Regions from separate parts of the Homo sapiens genome. Here all the other regions are linked to region 1. The links are chromatin loops, found by intact Hi-C in ENCODE. Cell type or tissue: GM12878. All regions are shown on one strand.

Region 1 (5,000 bases):
ATCTTAAGAGAAAGGAACATGCTGGGAAACTGTCCTGTGAAAGAGAATAGAAACCTGAAGATTTGAGGCAGTGATAGCATTTATGAAAGCAGCAGATAAGGACTAATCACCAAAAGGGGTAGCTCTTTTGTTGGTTGGGGAAAACAGGAATTTTTCCCCCACCCAATGTGCTGCATTTTCTAATTTTCTATGAACACTTCCTAAGAAAAAGCTGAATGAAGAACATTTGCGATGCAATCAGCTCATTAAGAAACACGCACTTTTGTGGAGATACGTGCTGTCCCAGGAGATGCTCTGCGAGGAGCCGAGTGTTTGGACTGGAGCTGCTGAATGGTTTCTCACAGTTCTAGAATGTTTGGGGCTGCACCCTCTAAGATGTTGAACCCATCAGTAATTGCTCCAAACCACTTTATGGGATATAATGCTGTGAGTTGACACCTGAGGGGATTGTGGTCCTGTTCATGAGTAATTACTTTTCTGTTGCCTATAGAAGGGCCAGCAATAGCAGATGAGTAGCTGAACAGTGGTTTTGAGTAATAAAACGTTCTTTTTTAAAAAAAAGTAATGCTTTCTGTTAAACTCTGACTATACTCTCTCCTGGTATCACAACCCAGCTTTCTTTTTGCCTTCTTTATTGCAGTTACATATGGGGCTGATGACTTTAGGGATTTCCATGCAATAATTCCCAAATCTTTCTCTCGTAAGTATATGCCTTGCTTCTGGAAAACAAAAGCATGCCTTCATCTCCTATCATGTAAATATCGTACGTGCATGTTCCTTCATCAACCCCCGAGATACATTAAATATTCACTGTTCTATTCGTTAGACACCTACCATATCATTTTTGGGTATTTATACCATAAAGTGCAAAACGAAGGTCTAGGCAGTTGTGCGGTGTCCTGGGAGCATGGCAGTGGAGTAACAGTAAGGGTTGGAGTCACAGTAGCACTGATGGGATTGTTACTTCGCAGATGCTGCTGGACAGCTTTGAGATTACTCCTGTAATCCTTTTTATTGAGTGTGAGGATAAAATGGCCATATTTTCTGTCACCAACAAAGAACTGAACATGGTTTCAAGATAATTTTTACAATTTTGTGGGACAGGAGAAGGAGATATGCTCTTCATCTGTGGTTCTGGAGTATTAATTTCAGAACTGAGAAGAGAAAATTGCAGGCCTCCAGGCCGTTATTCTGTGGTGCATCGCTGCTGGAGCCAACGTACTGTTCCTGCTTGGTGCCCGCAGGACCTTCTCTGATCTGAGCTGTTAAACCAAAAACAGATGTGAATTTCATTTTTCTTTTTTAGATATTGAGCTGATAAATGATAAATATATTTGGGTAACATCCTCAAATGAGTACTTTAAAGAACAGAGAGTGCTTTTGAAAATGTATAGAGAGCTGAATATTTAAAGCCATACAAGTTGATAATCCCCTTAGGACCTGTATTAGTAAATCCTCTAATACTATAAAGCAACATCAGAAAACAGGTCGCATTTGTTAACACTGTGACAATTATAATTATAGGCTCTAATTTGAACAGTGCCAGTAACAGTTAAAGACAGGTGTCTGACATCCTGGTTATCAAAAACTATCTGGTGTCTAAGGAATTTAACAGTATCAAAGTACATCTTTTTGCTCACAAACTAGATTGGCTACTTTTCCAGCCTATAGAAGTTACAGAAATCTTTCTTTTACTGATATTCCTTTGATTCCACTTTAAAGCAATAGCTTGATACCTACTTTTTGAGATGTATATGTATGTACTTGTAAATGCTTATATATGTGTATTTGTTTACACGTGAGCTTATATGAACATATAAAACATTATGGTATTGGACAGAGAAATGATATTGATTTGAAGAATCATATTGTTGAAGTATTTTGAGAAGTCAAATGCACTTGAGAGTAAGCTAATGCATCCTAAAACATGTTTCTGTGAAGTCTGAGGAAGGTGTCAGCCAGAGCATATGTTGAAGCAGACCCTTCAGTGAAGCCTTCAGTCTGTAAGAATCGCTGCATGTGAAGATGTGTTAATGTTATGATAGTTACAGTTTTTATAAAAGAGATGATATACACTTGGATATGCTTTCTGTCTATATTTATGCAAATGTGTCCATAAGGTATTGGTGTCTCTCTTTCTCTCCCACTCTCCCCAGTGTTGGAATTGTGACTATCTTCTCACACAAGCGGCTACTTGGTCTTGATGCCTTCCCCCGCAAAACAGCAACCAAACTGTTCTGGGCCAATATCACCACCTTGTGGTCATGATGAAGAATTGCCCCCTTTGCCCTCAACACCTCTTTTCTTCTTGAAAATTAAAAACAACCCCTTTCACCCCCTCTACTGTCCTTATTCCAGTTTGTGTCCGTAGTTGCTGGAGGAAAGAAAATGCCTATTGCTCTTTTTTTTATTCTCTTTATCTGTTTACTCTTCTGCCTTTCTTTTCTCTCCCTGACTTCATTCCATTTAAAGGCCTTAAATTGCAAATAACGAAAAAAGTATTTTCTAATAATATACCCTAGTGGGACGAAAACAACCTTCTACATTTTAAATGATATTAAGTTATAATAAATGGTTCCATGAACTTTAAAACGCTTAAAAGTTTTATAAATCTCTTTTAGAGGCAACACAAAAATATCTATATATATATCTTCTCTTCACCTCAAATTTTCATTTAATTACCGTGATTCAAGATATATCTTAAATATTTCCATTTCATTTGATTTTTACTTGCTAGTCACCAGTGTTGCAAGAATATTTCTGTACCATTTTTCAAGTAAAATATTGAGCATTTCAAGCTTACATGGCCTAAACTCACACTAGAGTGACTACTTCGGACTATCTTTTCAATGGAAAAATGCGTTCTGAGTACCAAACATTTACTTTTTCAGTAAATATGAAGACACATTCTAAAAAGGAAAGGGAAATGAAGAGGAAGCTTAATTCATTGGTCAGGTGGGGACTAACAGTGTACATTATACCTATGCATTAAAAAATGTTTAATTATCCATGAGCACATACAGTGCCTGGCACAGATTCAGGCCTCTTGGCTCCTCTTGGCATCTGAGTTCCTTGGATTCTCCAGATTCTTCAATCCAAACTTGTCTATCTACCAAAGTCCACCTTCCATACAGGGGTGTGGGGTCTCTCTTAGTACTGTTGGGTGCCAATAACATAGAAGCCCTCCAAGATAGGTCAATGAGATTTTAATTTTTCCCAACTTTAAATAGCATCTGGGAAGGAAAGCAGCTTTTGACTAGGAGTTTGAAAACATCCACTCTTCATATTTATTGTCACATTTATTGAGTAATAAAATTGGGCTCTTGTCCATTATCTCTCAGTCAATGAAAGAGCCCACGGTGGGCATGAGCCAGAGTGTTCCGGAGAAAGAGAGGACCAGTCTCCATTTCATGTTCTATATTTAATCAGTTCAATTCAGCACCTTACTGAGTTTGACATTTTTCTAAGTAATGGGGTGGGGGGTTACAAAATATTTATAACTATCTTTCCTATCTTCAGGGAGATGTACCATTTCACTGAAGCAATACCACAGCTAAGCAGTTCCAGCTCCGAGTAACAGAGGAAGGAGTGAGCGATTTAGGAACTCACAGAAGGGCACGGCCAGGCAACTCGGGCCCTGGCAAATGTTCCATAGAGACAGCATCCATGGGGTTGAACCAAGCACAATGCCTGCAAATCGGGCAGGCGGGTTCATGGAATTGATTCTAGGGCAGGTATGATCAGCACCATTTAAGGAGTGGCAGTTGTTAAGAAACTGAAGGGATTTCTCATATGGCATTTTCAACAGAATTCAGCAGGAGCCTTGCATATCCCTTGGGATGGGTTCCGGGGTATTATGGAGCTGCCAGGAGGTGCTCAGCTTCAGTAAGTGCCAGTCATTCCTTCCCAACCTCCTCCTTCATTAGTGGAAGTATCAGCTGGTGTCATTGCCTTCTTCAGGAGGATGGATTTCAAAATGAAGGGCCAACAAAACTCACATTCTCGCAGAGCCTCCGTCACAACTGCATGTGTTCACTGCCATCAACAGGCCAACACCCACTTGTTCTTTTCTTCTAGGTAAAGGAAAAGGTCTGTGGGACAAAGGCCCTGAACTCCTCACTCCTTGAATGGGAGGCATATTGGTGGAGGCTGTCACACAACTACAGGTGGCAGGAACCTGCCATCAGGGTTCCCATCAGCCTCCAGGGCTTGCTTCTCTGCCCTGTGTGTGGACACCTTCCATCACTGGAAACCCCTCTCTCAGAAGAACCACTTCTTGCCCTCATCTCCCACTTGCCTCTCCTCGGCACCTTCTCCACCCTCAGGGGCCAAGCTGAGGAAGTGTGCATCCTGTGCCACCAACCTTGCTCGCAGGAATTAGTTTCAGTCCCCAGTGACTGACTCTTCCAAACCTGCACCAGCCTATGCTGCCCTTTTGAAAGGAGGCGTGCGTACAGCCTGGCTGGTACAGAAGATTCCAGATTTCAGTGACTACAGGACGCTGTCACCCCTTCTGTTTTTCTTTTTTCTGTCCACATCTCTGATTGAGCATACCTTCAGGGAAAACCCCAGAAACCTTTTTCACACTTACATGGGAAGCCAAGACACTCTCATCCTGGGCTTGTGTTTTTAAAATCTATATTTTAATTTCACAGGTCCTTACATTTATGACTAATAGATTTCAGATTTTGAGATACAATCTGTAGTTGCAACTTATGAAGATAGTTTCAAGCCCTGATTTCTGTCATCTATGAAAACAGTAAGCAAGTTGCTTGTATTCTCCTCCTAGCTGGATAAGAGACCCCCGTTTTCATGGACAGCCTCCTTGGGTGGACAGAAGTCTCCTGATCTTGTCTATGTAACCAGCACCCACTTTGCATTTTTCCGCAAAGAAAAGAGGAGCTTAACCCCATTTACGGGAAATCCACGCACTGCTTGAATCTTACGCGCCCCGTGGTGACGGTGTTGCCCACTCTGTTCCCTTCCCACCAAATCCTGCC
Region 2 (5,000 bases), 250 kb before region 1:
TCATCACGAACTGCCATTATTAAGATTGAAGATCATAGCTGTAAAACTAAACCTGAGTATCAAAGGAATTCCCTGGCAGATTTCTATGCTAAATCAACTAGTGCTGAAACTGTTAGGATACACAATTTGAATAAACTCTGTAAGATTGATCCAAGTCAACTCCCCTATGTTGACCTATTTAACAAACTGTGAAATGTGCCTGATTTGGAAAAACAAAATTGGTATCCGAATGCCTGTAAATTCAGTGTTAAACCTGAACTCAAAGAGCTCTCAGATGGGTGCCTAATACTTCCTTCTGGTACTTCCTGAGTCCTTGAAGCTTCCACTGTTAAAAGTTTTGCACTCCACAAAGCTCTTCACTCTACAACTCATCATGTAACAGACAGCATGATCCAAATTATGAACAAATACTGGTGGGGTAACTGTTATCAAATTGATAAAATGGTTCATAACCAATGTTTGGTTTGTCAAACTCATAATCCTGTGAAAACAATAAAAACTTCAGGTGGTGTATTTTCACTACCGGACTTTATTCAATTGTCATTTTCAGTGGGATATCTGTATATTTACATGTTATCTGGCTGGATAGAAGCTTTCCCATCTGAGAAAGCTGATCTTATGATGGTAGCTAAGAAGTTATTTAAAAAGTATTTCCTTTATGGAGCATCCCTGGAGAAATCTCCAGCAACAGAGGAACCTATTTCACTGGACAATTTAGAAACAGTCGAATAAGCTTATGCACCCAATGGCATCACCATTGTCCCTATTACCCTTAGTCTTCTGGAAAGGTCAAAAGACAAATGGCATTTTACAGCTGAAATTGGCAAAGTTAACTGAATCAATTTGATTGCGCTGGCTTTAATGGTAATCATTACTGAGGTAATATTACCTCGGCTTTAATGGTAATCAAATCCACCCCCAGTGGAAAACATCGATTGACTCCTTATGGAATAGTTCCTGGAAGGCATATGCCCTTAATAATAGAACCTCGTGTATCTTCCATTATCCTAAACTCTGATATGACTAAATACTGCAGGCTTTAATGCATTATGTCATAGTGTATTTTCACCAGGTGAAGGAGATCTTCCATGACCCACAGACTGAGAACAACCAGACCTTTCAAAACCCAGAACCTGGAGATTGGATCTTCTGAAAATGACATCAGAGACCTCATTGAACCCATGGTCCTCTCCCTATTGGAAGAGACCATACCAAGTTCTACTTGCCACCCACGCTGCAGTAAAATATCAAAGGCTTAAACCTTGGGTTCACATGTTAAAGCTCAAAAGGGCCCCTCCAAGCTCCTGGAAATGTATACCTGTTTGAGAATTGAAGGTAAACCTGACCAGGAAAACTTTTCCCCAGAAGCAGATGCCATCCTAGACATTAACAGCTATCCTAACGCCATAGATCAAGACTTTTCTGACATCATGAAAACTGAAAACCTTATCCTTTTTCCTCTTTTTCCTATTTCTGCCATCCTAATCGTTCCCTTTCTTTACAGGAAAAGCCATGGACTGTAATTTGTGGATGGCTTTAGCAAAGGCTTATGCTCCAGTAAGAAACCAAAACAATTGTTAAATTTGTAGCTAATGCCCCCAAATCAGGAAACGATTCCACTAATGCCACTGCCTGTCTGTGTTACCAGTGACAGTCATGCTAAAACCTCAAAGGAGGAGTAGAAATTGATATTCTAGACATGACTGCTACTTGCTTTCCTATGCTTATTGAAAACAATACTCTGACCTTTCCAGTTAATAACAGAATGGCTACTAAATATAAAAAACCTATCAAAGTGATGCCTACAAAAGGTATGTTGTGCTTCCGAGCATTGAATACTCAAGATTTGGGGATCACTTATGAGGGTACAAGTAATTGCTTGTATGATGTCGCTGGACTAAATCCAGTAAGGTCTCGTTCCACTGAATACTGTTATGCATCCTTCCAGCATGCTATAAAGGGACCACACACAGAAAATAAATTACTCGCTGAACCTGGCTCACGCGCTATGTAGGCCTATGGGTGAAAAAGTGTAACTGGCCTCTGCTCACATGCCACCAGGTGGCCCTCTTTTCCAGCTCCTGGGGGCCTGCAGACACATTGGGTCTGAGGAGAATTTGTTTACTGTGTTCTGCTTGCTGGTTCATATCTTGCTAATGGGCCTGGCTCACTCCTGTCTTCCAAATAGCTTTCTCTGAAAGTTTCCATAATACCTTCCATAATCAAAGGCCAAAGTGATCAATAACCAAAATTCATACTAACCTTAAAGTGGAATGAAGATAAGTTAATTTCCACTGAGAAAAGTTTCTAACGAGGTTCCTGGATGCTCACTCTTGTTGGTAGATGGTGCCAGTTGTATGGAACTTGAAGGTAATCCATAAATTGGGAAAAAATCTTGAAATTTGTAGCCAATTATATTTTCCAGGGTTTAAATGGGAAGAAGCCACTCTCCTGAAGGGGGATAAAAAAAGGTCATGTTCAGCAAAAACACTTAATGGAACACTGTACGGTGTTAGATCTCTTCTTGGCTTATGTTGGGGTCTTGCCCATGGTGCTAAACAGAACTGAATGCTGCACTTACCTTCACGCTGGTTTTACTACTACAGAAAGCTTAATTTAAAAGGTAGCCAACACTGCAATTCCTGTAAACACTGCCACCGAATGCACCAGGGACATTTCTCAGGGGAAAGAAACACATGACGTGATTATGGGAGTAGCTAACAGCTGGTTTGCAGGCGTCCTAAATGGTGGATGGCAAGGCTGGCTAGTCTAAGATTTTTCTCATCTCTGTGTTTCATTTAATCATGTACAGATTACTATGATTGATATTACCAGGCTAACTACAAAAATAGATATCTCTTTAAATCAGACCATTTTACAGCACACTATGGTTCTTAATTGCCACTCCACCCCAAACACAGACTATGACCACTAAGACTTAAATACTGATGAATTGTCTTTATTGCCTGAATTTTGAATTGTTTGTTCTGATGAGTTTGGTTCGCAGAGATTCCTGTTGCATAGTGTACTTCACTTTCTTTATATTATCCTCCCAATAGCCATTATAGTGGCCTCCCTCCTGTGTTATATCCCTTAAGAATTATAAATGCTCATACGTAGCCATCCTTTGTACATCAAAAGATCTCATTACAGTTAGAGTAAAAAAACACGAGGAAAGCATAATCATCCAACTAATTTCATATAATGAATTGTGAATTTATATAGAGATCAAACAAGTCCATTATGAAGGTGACAGAAAGGAGTATCAGTGCCAAGGTTTTGGTCAATCTCTTAAAATTGAGTGGCTGAGCAAAAGAGAATAATTGTTAAATTAAATTACATTTGGCCTGAAACTAACCTACGTATGTAATAAACTGTAATCTAAATTATAGGTGAACCAACTGCAACCTAACAACTTGTGAGTAAATTCTTAGAACATGCAGCTGTGTTGCAGCCAATCATAGCAGCCAAGCTTTCAGCCAATCACAGGCTGCAAACCAGCAAAAGATGTTAAACTAAGGCAAACACAGAACTGTAACCATGTAGACTATTTTTGTATGTCACTTCTGTTTTCTGGCTATAAATATTCCCTGCCCACATTTTGTAGTGGAACTCTCTGAACTGCTTTTGTGTTGAGTGCTACCTTTTTCACGAATCTTTTTTTTCTGCCCAGTTAAACACTGTTCAATTTAATTAAAGGTTCTTTTTTTTTTCTTTTCTTTTTTTGAGATGGCGTCTCACTGTGTCACCCAGGCTGGAGTGCAATGGCATGATCTCAGCTCACTGCAACCTCCGCCTCCCAGGTTCAAGCAATTCTCCTGCCTCAGCCTCCTGAGTAGCTAGGATTACAGGCACTTGCCATCATGCCCAGCTAATTTTTGTTTTTTTTCTTGTAGAGATGGAGTTTCACCATGTTGACCAGGCTGGCCTTGAACTCCTGACCTCAGATGATCCTCCGGCCTCGACCTCCCAAAGTGCTGGGATTACAGGCATGAGCCACCACACCTGGCTTTTCTTTTTAATAGTAACATTCACAGGTTCCAGGGATTTGAACATGGATATATTTGGAGGTTAAATATGAATATATTAAAATGATTTAAAAAATTCAAGTAAAGGAAATGAGGGAAATTTATTGCCAACAAGTGTACATTAAAAGAAATCCTGCCTAATAAAATATTACTTTTTTCCTTTTAAGGTTCATATGATTGTTTTAAATAAAAGTATAACATTGTCCTCTGAATGTATGTATGACAACTGTAGAGTAAGAGATGAAAGCATGTGATAAACTAATATAAGAGCCCTCAGAAATAACGCCGCATATCTACAACTATCTGATCTTTGACAAACCTGAGAAAAACAAGCAATGGGGAAAGGATTCCCTATTTAATAAATGGTGCTGGGAAAACTGGCTAGCCATATGTAGAAAGCTGAAACTGGATCCCTTCCTTACACCTTATACAAAAATCAATTCAAGATGGATTAAAGACTTAAACGTTAGACCTAAAACCATAAAAACCCTAGAAGAAAACCTAGGCATTACCATTCAGGACATAGGCATGGGCAAGGACTTCATGTCTAAAACACTAAAAGCAATGGCAACAAAAGCCAAAATTGACAAATGGGATCTAATTAAACTAAAGAGCTTCTGCACAGCAAAAGAAACTACCATCAGAGTGAACAGGCAACCTACAAAATGGGAGAAAATTTTTGCAACCTACTCATCTGACAAAGGGCTAATATCCAGAATCTACAATGAACTCAAACAAATTTACAAGAAAAAAACAAACAGCCCCATCAAAAAGTGGGCAAAGGACATGAACAGACACTTCTCAAAAGAAGACATTTATGCAGCCAAAAAACACATGAAAAAATGCTCATCATCACTGGCCATCAGACAAATGCAAATCAAAACCACAATGAGATACCATTTCACACTAGTTAGAATGGCAATCATTAAAAAGTCAGGAAACAACAGGTGCTGGAGAGGATGTGGAGAAATA
Region 3 (5,000 bases), 230 kb before region 1:
AAGAAAAAAAAAGATTCTTGTTCATATAGCAAGCTGAAGTTGATGATAATTCCATTTGAATACATTTTTTAAAATGTAATTTTTTTCTACTAATTCTTAACATGTGAATGTTAGTTCTAAAACTTTATTGGTATATTGGTATTTTTAATTTACATATCATGTGGTAAAATGGCAAATAGCTCAGGGAGATGATAATTTTTTTATTCCAGTTTACATAGATCCACTTAATTTGTTGATTATAAGTCAGCTGGCAAATGAAAAGCTATGTGGGTTAGTCAGCACTGCCACATCTCAGAATTCTTCAGCATACTATTCACAGTGGAAGCCTCCTGTACGTAAATGTTCCTTCCAAGAGCTCACACAAAGACCTATATGTGAACGTTTATAACAGCTTTATTCATGATCTCCAAAACCCAGAAACAACCAAGATGCCCTTCAGCAGGTAAATAGATAAAGATACTAGAGTATGCCCATACAATGGAATACTACTCAGCAATGAAAAAGAACAAACACAACACACAACAATATAAATGAATCTGAAATACATTTTGAAAGCAGCCAGACCCAAAAATTTATTATATGATTCCATTTATTTGACATTCTGGAGAAAGCAAACTACATCCTTAAATAGTCTCTGTTTAAAATCACAAACCTTTAAAGGACAATTCCTATGAGATATCTGTGAAGGCTTTTGTCTTAATTAGAGAAATACTGTAATAATTTGATGTTTATTAACTTAATATAAATAACCCAGTTGCCTCTCTTCTCTTTTTTGAAGTGTGAGTTCAAGTTCTAGAAGTAAATATATTCCTCTCTATACGTAAGTAATGTTTCTCAGTCTTGTAAAAAAATTTTAGATTTATATTTTGGTTGTAGTTGCTTTCAGCTCACGCATGTTGTATTCACTTTTTAAGACAACTTATATATTGTAACACATTTCTAATGTTTGTGTGGCACACAGTGCCTGTTTAATGTCAGAAGTCCCATCTAAGGTTTGATTTTGATGAAAGAAAGAAAGAAAAGAAAGAAACAAAGAAGGAAGGAAGGAAAGAAAGAGAGAAAGAGTGGTATTTTTCTGTTTTTCCAAATACATTACCTTTTGAAATAAAATACCTTGGATGCTACCACTATTGAGTGTTATGAATCACAAAAACTGTTATAATTGCAGAAGGGATGAGATGCTCATTAACAGCATGGAAATATCACCTCTTAATTTCTACATTTAATGCCGGCTTTCCATGGATGGCAAAAAAAAGTACATTATCTGCCAGTTGGGGTCTTCTCCTGGTTTTTAGATGGAAGAAGAACCTTGAAACAAAACAAAGTAGATCCAAGAATATGGAGGAGGGATCTGGACCTTTAGTCCTGGCCCACCCCTCTCATTACTCGGCCTCTTCAGTTCTGCAGTTGACTAGTGTTTCTACCAGTGGCCCCAGAAGTCCTTGAAACTCTCTGATTGGCATTAACTCAGCCTCTCAACTTTCTCTCAGGCCCAGGGGCACGTGGCTTGTTGCCCAAGCTCCTCTGCACCTGTGAGGGTTTCCATTCACCAGGAGCCTTATAATCTCTGGCACACACCAGCCTCTTCCTTGCCCAGCCTCCAGCCGGTCTCCAAAGGAGTTGTGCTGGGGCTGCAGGAACAGCCCGCTTCTTTGTTCAGAAACACAAAACAGCCCTTACTGTCACTCTGGCTCAAACTTAAGATCAAGGAGCATGCCACCGCTCATTCTGAAGAAGAGAAAATTATCTTTATATTTTTTAAGGAAAATTGTTCTATCATTATGCTTTACATTTTGCATTTTGAGCCTTTGATCTACTTTGGCAAATAAATTTCCTTTGGAAGTTAGAATACTGTTCAATGGTTTCTTCTATGTTTCTTATACAGAAATATATGCCTTCTTTCCTTTCCATTCTAACAGTGGTCATGTGCAGTCTACAAATGCTGATGATGTTGACAACCCCTTGGGAGACATCGCATCGCTAGCCAAGCAGCGGTACTCTAAGCCTCTTTATACAAACACAAGTCGGTGAGTTCCATTCATGATTATTTCACTTGTTTTATTACTAAGGATGAAACATGATGATGGACTTTACCATAAATGAAGGAATTTAAACGTGGCTTTTATTGAACATTGCTGAAGAAGAAAGATACCTGCTTCCTAAAAGAAATGTGGTTTGTCACAAAGGAGATTTTGGGGATTGACTCACTTGGGGCCCTTGAGCAAGTCACTTTATCTCTGTGACTTCAGTTTCTTCATCTGAAACTTGTGAGAAAAAAAATGCCACCAAGCAAGGTGATCGTGGGGGGATCAATAATGTTTGTAAAGTATCTGAGACGCGGCAGATCACTAACAGAGAGGAATCACTTTTTTTTTTTTTTTTTTTTGAGACGGAGTCTCGCTCAGTCGCCCAGGCTGGAGTGCGGTGGTGCAATCTCGGCTCACTGCAGACACCGCCTCCTGGATTCACGCCATTCTCCTGCCTCATCCTCCCAGTAGCTGGGACTACAGGCGCCTGCCATCACGCCCTGCTAATTTTTTCTATTTTTAGTAGAGAGGGGGTTTCACTGTGTTAGCCAGGATGGTCTCGATCTCCTGACCCTGTGATCCGCCCGCCTCGGCTTCCCAAAGTGCTGGGATTACAGGAGTGAACCACCGCGCCCAGCCGAGAGGAATCACTTTTACACATAGGAACTTGAAGGCTGTCGTGCTGTGCTTCGTCCTGAGGAAGGAGTCAGTGGGCTGGATTCTTCCATACATTCTGCAAGGAAATCATTGCTACTACACATAATAATTCTAAAAATCTAAAGGAAGGATATAGGAAGAAAGCTAATTTAAAATATTCAGGCACAACAATTTAGGATTGTTTCTTCTTTGATACGTATATCTAAATTTTGAAATGTTGTATGAAATATTCTTTCTAAAGAATCAAAACATATTATTTGGGGTCATTTCTTCAAAGAGAGTGAAGAGCAGTATGGCAACATTTTAAAGATTTGGTGTAAAAATGAACCACTTAACTTCAATAAATTTGGGCATATAGCATTCCTGCCTCATCTTGCTGTTAATTTCTGTTTTTAAGCAAATGATATTTTGAGCGAATCATATAAAAGAATTGAAGATATTAACTGTACTTACCTGATTTGGGCACTAGAGGGCCTCCAAGGTTGCAAAGTTTCTTCTTTTGATTCGCTTTCAATTTTTAACGGAATCTTAACCTGTTAACACAAAGAAATGTTTTTCATTTTTATTTATAAAATATTTATAGACACAGAAAGATATAGTGTCACATATAACATATCAAATAACGTAAGTAAACTCCTGTGTATCCCCCACCTAGTAACATACAGAATCTTACTCAAATCTTTTCAGCCATGTGTGTGGCCCCAATCTCATTGCCCATGCCTTCTGCTTCCCCAGCTCAGAAGCTATACTCATTAGACTTTATGCCTTTCTTTTGCTTACTTTTCTTTCTAGTTTTGATACATACATATGAATCTCTAAACAAATTATTATGTAGTTTCCACAATACTGCTTGAGCTACAAAGCAAAGTACAGGAGAATATAAACAATATGATGTCATTTGCATAGGAGCACATGCGCCTACTTTGTGCCAAGTAAGGTACAGAGAGCCATCCTATTGAAAGCAAATATGTCTCTTCTTGAATTTTTTTCATCTTAAAGTTTCTTGAAGAGAAATGGCTTTATGATAGTATCTTTAGGGTCCTTTTTAATGATTGGTGGCACTTAATCATGGCTGGGAAACACTGCTATACCCCTGCCTTTTCAGTGAAAGCCATTTTTTTTTTTTTTTTTTTTTTGAGACAAGAGTCTCACTCTGTCACCCAGGCTGAAGTGCAGTGGCGTGATCTCGGCTCACTGCAACCTCTGCCTCCCGGGTTCAAGTGATTCTCCTGCATCAGCCTCCTGAGTAGCAGGAATTACAGGTGCACACCACCATGCCTGGCTAATTTTTTGTATTTTTAGTAGAGATGGGGGTTTCGCCATGTTGGCCAGGCTGGTCTGAAACTCCTGACCTCAAGTGATCCGCCTGCCTCGGCCTCCCAAAGTGCTGGGATTAAGGTGTCAGCCACCACACCCGGCCCAAAAACCGTATTTCAGGCAAGGGTCAAGGCCATTTACTCTCTAGTTCAAGTGGCTTCAGCATTGGAATCACCAATTTTTCTACAGGGCAAAAGTTTTAAAAATTTCCTTCATTAGTTGATTTTGTTTTATGGTTACTAAGTCATCTGACATGCTCTGTGTTTTTTATATTGGTAGTGATTGTGCTAATAGCTTAAAAATAGTAGTTTTTATTTTTATTGTAGAACTGAATCTGATCATTAAAGAAAAAGTATAGAAATATTAATAACAATGACAATATAACCAAACTCTTATTCATAACCATTATTAACATTTTGGCATATTTCCATCTGTCATACACACTTCTAATCTTGCTTTTGTATATTTACATAGCTATGATCACACTACACAGAACATTTTTACCACTATAACATTACCACATAATTATGGGTACATGTTTTTATGAGCTTATCATAGCTTCTATTTGTGTAGATGTACTGTAACTGCCTCATTCACTTAGGTTACATATGTAAATTGTTTCCATATTCTTTATATGACTCTTTCTTGATTTGAAATTATTTACTTAAGTGACATTCCTTCAAAAGGATTCTGGGGTCAGAATATGTAAACATTCTTAAAAAGTTCTTAAACTTATGGCTATCATTTTCTTGAAGTGTTATGTGAATTTACAGAGGTTTGGTGAGCCAATGGTTATGCTCAGTATTTATGCTCACCTTTAATAGTAACATTGAAGCTCCACAAATAACTTTTTTCCAAAAGTGTTCATTATGAAAATAATTCAGATATTTTTGAAGTGTAGAAAGTAAAATATCTCTTTCATTTTCAATCCCAATATTAAAAGTTTGATTTCTTTTTAGACTCTTCCCCTCATGCATTTATGAATGTGTGCAACATATA
Region 4 (5,000 bases), 48 kb after region 1:
GTAGTGATTATTTTCAAAGTCTTAGCCAGGTATCAAACAGTTACACAGCACAAGATGTCACCTTCCTGGGTAAAGCAAGTCTCAGTGATGTCAAAAGAATCTCCTCCACAGACCCTGTTCTATACTGCACAAAATCCTTAGCCCAATCTTGGGATAAAATTAAATCTTTCCTGTTCTTGACAATCTCCATGCTTTAAAAGCACATTTATAAATCTGCCAGTAACAACAAAGCCTTGCAGCATTAGCAGGCCCCAGAAGGCTTAATGCTTAACCTAACAGCACACAGTAGGTGTGGAGTAAATGTTTGTGAAATAGTCATAATCCCTCACTTCATATCCCTGATGGCAGCTTTTCTGTTCGTTTAAATATTCTTTAATATGAAGAACGGCTGCAGACCAGGGTATGAGGAATGTGCAACTTCTTTTCTTCCCTAGGATCTGAGAGGGCAGAAAGCTGCTGCACTGAAGCAGCCAGCCATCTCCAGCATTTCCAATGTCAACCAAAAAGGAAAGCCTTTCTCACTGCCAGGCCTTCCTTCAGAAGGGCTCCGGACCCAGGAGCTAACTAGCTTTCCCACTGCACAGATGAACAGAGCATTCCCCACAGTGGACACCAGCACAGTCATGGAATGAGGATTTTTATGGGCCCGACACGTAGAGAAAAGGAATAGAGGAGTCGTTATCCCCACACCTTAGAGAGAAGAATGGGGCCAGGCCAACCCCTCACTGAGGTCCCCCAGCTGCTGGATACCACACCTCTCACCAGCCCCTAGTGCCCTGGGAGCAGCTCAGGCTCCTGATAATGTGAGCCGTAACTCATAAAGAGCAGGATGATGCTGAGCAACCAAAAAAGAAAACACTCTGTCATCCTAAGGAGTACTTGGTCACTGATACACACGAGGTACACACAACCCCTGCAGGCTCTACTAAGTGTGTGAGAGAGTAAATGTAGTCATTGGAAAGGCACACCTCCCAGATGCACCCAGCGATCCTACTTCCTGATTGTCTTCTCAGAGAAACCGAGCAACCATTTCACACCTGGAAGGAACATCATGACGCCAGAACCTGCAGCACAGTGTGTTTCTTTCTTTCCCCACATCAAGGGTCTACGTGGAATAGTGCTTTTCCACAGAGTAGCTACTAGCCACACATGGCTATTTCAATTTACATTATAATGAAATAGAATTGAAACTTCAGCCCTTCAGTTGTACTAGCCATATTCCAGGTGTTCTATCAGCAGATGTGACTGTACCCACCATATTGGACAGCACAAATGTGGAAGCAGACGTTTCCATTGTTGTAGAAGGCTCTGTCGGGAAGTGCTGATGACATGCCAGTACCTGCCTTGCTCCCTGGAGCTCCCCAAGGTCTAGCACAGTGCCTGGCACAAGGTGAGGGGGGTGCCCAGAAAAGATTCAATTCCCTCTCCAAGTAAACCATTCATTCCCAGCTTCCCCAAAGAAGTCTTCCCTGGGGTACTAAATCCTGAAGGCTGCCTTCAGTATTCGAAGCATGCAGCAACTTTCACTTCTTCTTTTTCGACCTGGCCCTTCACTCTGCCTGAGAGGGAAATGTCACTTGCCTGAGGACATGTGCTTTTTCTCAAGCAGGCACACTGGTCCCTTTCAAGGTGTGGGCTGACATGCTGGCTCTCTTCCCTGTATGCCGAGACATGCTTGGGATCTCCTAGCTCCACACTCTGTCTCTCATGAGTCTGAGCCCTTTGGGTTTCTGTGACTTCCAGTCCCCTCCTGCCAGTAGCAACCTACAAAACAGAAACCGAGACGTGCAATAGCAGGAGGGTGGGATTTCCAGCAAATAGGGAAGGACTCACTACGCCCTGCTGGTAGATTGTTGCAGGATCATCCTCCTCTCAGGAGAAAAAGAGGAAAAAAAGGCAAATCACTTTCCTCTTGCTTCTGCTTCTCCTAAATAAACTGCTTGCCTAATTTCCTTTGCAGTTAGAGAAATGTTCCTTGTGAAAGCTGCTATTTCCACACATTCACACACTGTGCAGATTCCGGGGCTTCTGGAAGTCATTTGCTTTTCCAGGTTCCCTCTCTCTGTAGCTGATTCTGTCCTTGTACCTCCACTTGAAAAGCAACCCCAGGGCAAGTCAGCCTGGCTGAAGTCTTCAGATTCTTTTTTCAGTGGAGGGGTGCTGGCCTCCACTGGACTCTAGGCACAGGCAAGACACAGCTCTGGAAGGTTCCATCTGAAGGCTGGGGATGTCCCTGCATGGCCCCCATAACCATGCCAGCCAACACAGCCACCTGAATGAGGCAGGCTTCTCTGGGTCCCTACTGCTAGATGCAGGATTTGAGAAAGTCTGACCACTCCTATACTCACGGACACTTAAATAAGGTCAAGTCCCTTTCCTAATTCCAAACTATGCTTGGATAGTTTGTGTATGTTGTGGTGCAGGTGGGGAATCTATATGGCCAATAATAGCCTCGCCTGCTTCTTCTATAAAAGCAGAGACTAAAAAATGCTCATTGTAAGAGGAGTAGGAAGGATTCGATGAGATAAGAGATGTGAAGAGAGCACTTGGTAAATGCCCAAGGTGATCAATTCATTATCAGGCATGATTGTGAGAATAGTTTGCTCTGTGCTGAGGCCTTATGAATACCCTTGGGGGTAACAGAATTCTCAAAAACATGTCAGCTGAAAGAACGAGTCCTTACCTCTCTCCCACATCTCCACTATTTCATTGTGTCTGGTTGAAGCAAGAGAGAACAGTTCACTTAAAAGAGATCAAAAGCACTTTTCACATAGAGGCAAGCATCAGTAAAGCAATTCTGCTGGAAATCTCCCAAGTAATAAATACAGGCCAGAACATTTTTAAAGTTCAATTTATTTAGTATAAAAGTTTTTTTAAAAAGTACAATATATTGAAATAGGAAAATAGAAAGTGAAGAAACTCAAAATTTGAGCTTTTGGGCAAATGAATTGACTGAATATTTCCTAACATCTAAGTTGGAATTCCTTAAAAAGCTGTCAAAATTTAAGGTGGTTTTCATGGAGGGATGGCTAAGACCGCCTCCAAGGCCTTCAGGGAGCAGTGGGGAAACCTAAGAGATGCCCTCCACCTAGTGGTGAAGGAACGCAAGGCTGGCCAGAATGGATGTAGTTAACCAATGCCATTTCCAGGGAGGAGGCGCTGCACCACTGGCCCCTGCAGGCCTAGCCCAGCTCCTCGTGGGGAGAGGGAGAAGCTGAGCCCAGGGCCAGCAGGGAACTTGCCCAGGTCACTTACCAAGTTAAGGGTAGACACAGGGGCTGCCACCCAGGTTGATTCTTTGCTTAGGGCTTGACTTCAAAATTATCCTTAAAATCAGCTATTGCACCTACTCACATCAATTCTTGCATAAACCCTGCTAACATGCAGGGCAGGGATATCTCCCACACCAGAGGGGCTGTACAGAGACCATCACTCTGTGGCCCAGAACCCTTCTGGCCTGGATGGATGCTCCTGTCCTACTCTGGCATGTGGACCCTCCCTGTCTCAGTTGAGCTTCGCCCAGGCCTGAACAAGGGGTGTAAGAACCCTGCATGTGCTAAGAACCCAGCTCAGAATGCACTTTTTCTCCCCCGCTGGCCTCTTAACCGTGGCTGTCGCTGCTGTCTGCCACCTGCACGTGCCACAGCTTGAGAGGCCGTCCTGGAGAGGGTGGAGGAAAGAAAACAGCCCTGGAAGCCAAGAGACCTGGGCTCAAATTCCAGACCTGCAAATTGTGAGTCAGGTGGGCTTGGGCATGTTATTTACTGTCTGCAAGCCCTCATGTTTGCCTATGAAGTTAGACGATAATAATCTCGGCTTTAAAAGGAGGCTGCGAATATGCAATGAGATGGCATAGGAATGACATAAGGCCCAGCACATGGACGTCTTGGAAAAAGGCAGCTCCCTTCCCTGGGCCCCTCAGCCTCCCATTCACTCCCACACCCTCAGTGCTACTTAGATCTTGTCATCTACTTATCAAAATTGACTCACTTAGAAGTGAGTTGGGCTCAGCTTTCAGACAGGGAGGTCCAGGAGCAGCACTGTGGCGAGGACACAACTGAGGGGAAGACAGGCATTCCTCACAGTCTCTAGACCGCACCCCTCTTCCACACGCTTTTCTTTTCCTGTTCTCTCTCCGTGAAACAAGGCATCTTCCACCAGAAGCCTTTACTTCTCTTGTGATGAATCACTTGTATCTTTGAATAGGCAACTAAATTCAAGCAAATCATTCAGCACTGTTGATACCAGTTTTATTCGTGATAGCCAAAAACCAGAGACAACCCAAATATCGATCAACATGGATGGATAAAAACCATGACACATCAATGCAATGGGACACTACTCATCAGTGAAAAGGAATGAATACTGATGCATAAAATGACATGAATGAACTTCAAAATAATTATGTTCCATTAAAGAAGCCAGACAAAAAAGATTCTTTATATAAAATACTAATAGATGAAAACTATTGTCTAGGTCAAGAAAGCAGTTCAGTAGTTGCCTGGGTTGGGGGAAGAGCCATAGGTGGGAGAAGAGAATTTCCAAAGGACACAAAGGAATTTGGGGGTTATGCATGTGGATTTTATTTTCATTGTGGTGATGGTTTTATCTGTGTATATATTTGTTAAAATTTATCAAATTTAAACAGGTAGAGTTTATTGTGTCTCAATTATACCTCAACAAAGCTGCTTTAAAAATTTAGGTATCTGACTGGGATGAAATCATTTTGAAACTGCACTTGACTTGAGAGCTTTACGGAGAATGTTGCCAGATCCCCAGGAGGCCTTCAGAGCTGACTCTGCAAGGCCTGAACATCTCAGGAGAACCCTCAGAAGCTGGGGTACACAGCCATGAAGCCAGGGTAGGCAGCCAATCTGGACTCACAGATGTTGTGCCAGTCAGAGCACATCTGGGGTAGCCTTTTACTCTTAATTGTATTTAGTTAATGTTTGAATTATGGCTCACTTCAGTTTAGAAATTCTTTGAGATTATTTTTGAAT

The links. Peaks named below come from ENCODE experiments on the same cell type or tissue, not always from the same donor. Only the 100,000 strongest peaks of a DNase experiment are listed, where the experiment ranks them.
Region 2: a loop joins it to region 1, with 2.7 times the contacts of the local background. A loop is called at or near these places in 4 of 110 quality-filtered maps.
Region 3: it touches region 1 in a loop (7-fold over the local background); 20 of 110 quality-filtered maps call a loop at or near these places.
Region 4: a loop joins it to region 1, with 4 times the contacts of the local background. A loop is called at or near these places in 11 of 110 quality-filtered maps.

What each region holds. Positions count from the first base shown.
Region 1 is chr7:50,367,366-50,372,365 of GRCh38, forward strand. The region is part of intron 3 of IKZF1 (IKAROS family zinc finger 1); the gene reads left to right. Among named protein-coding and RNA genes, the nearest start is that of IKZF1, 65 kb to the left of the region's middle. In GM12878, a CTCF peak has its summit at 2,261 (motif pointing left); a DNase peak (open chromatin) is centred at 2,146; H3K27ac peaks cover 1,573 bases.
Region 2 is chr7:50,117,946-50,122,945 of GRCh38, forward strand. All of the region lies in intron 2 of SPMIP7 (sperm microtubule inner protein 7), which reads left to right. Among named protein-coding and RNA genes, the nearest start is that of SPMIP7, 25 kb to the left of the region's middle. In GM12878, a CTCF peak has its summit at 2,064 (motif pointing right); a DNase peak (open chromatin) is centred at 3,507.
Region 3 is chr7:50,139,362-50,144,361 of GRCh38, forward strand. SPMIP7 (sperm microtubule inner protein 7) reads left to right here. Exons shown (of 9, transcript NM_001161834.3): 6 at 779-820; 7 at 1,920-2,027. Among named protein-coding and RNA genes, the nearest start is that of SPMIP7, 46 kb to the left of the region's middle. In GM12878, a CTCF peak has its summit at 3,122 (motif pointing right); a DNase peak (open chromatin) is centred at 3,200.
Region 4 is chr7:50,415,122-50,420,121 of GRCh38, forward strand. No RefSeq gene overlaps it. Among named protein-coding and RNA genes, the nearest start is that of FIGNL1, 33 kb to the right of the region's middle. RefSeq lists an enhancer at 1,478-1,557. In GM12878, a CTCF peak has its summit at 3,107 (motif pointing left); DNase peaks (open chromatin) are centred at 1,620 and 3,100; H3K4me3 peaks cover 228 bases; H3K27ac peaks cover 621 bases.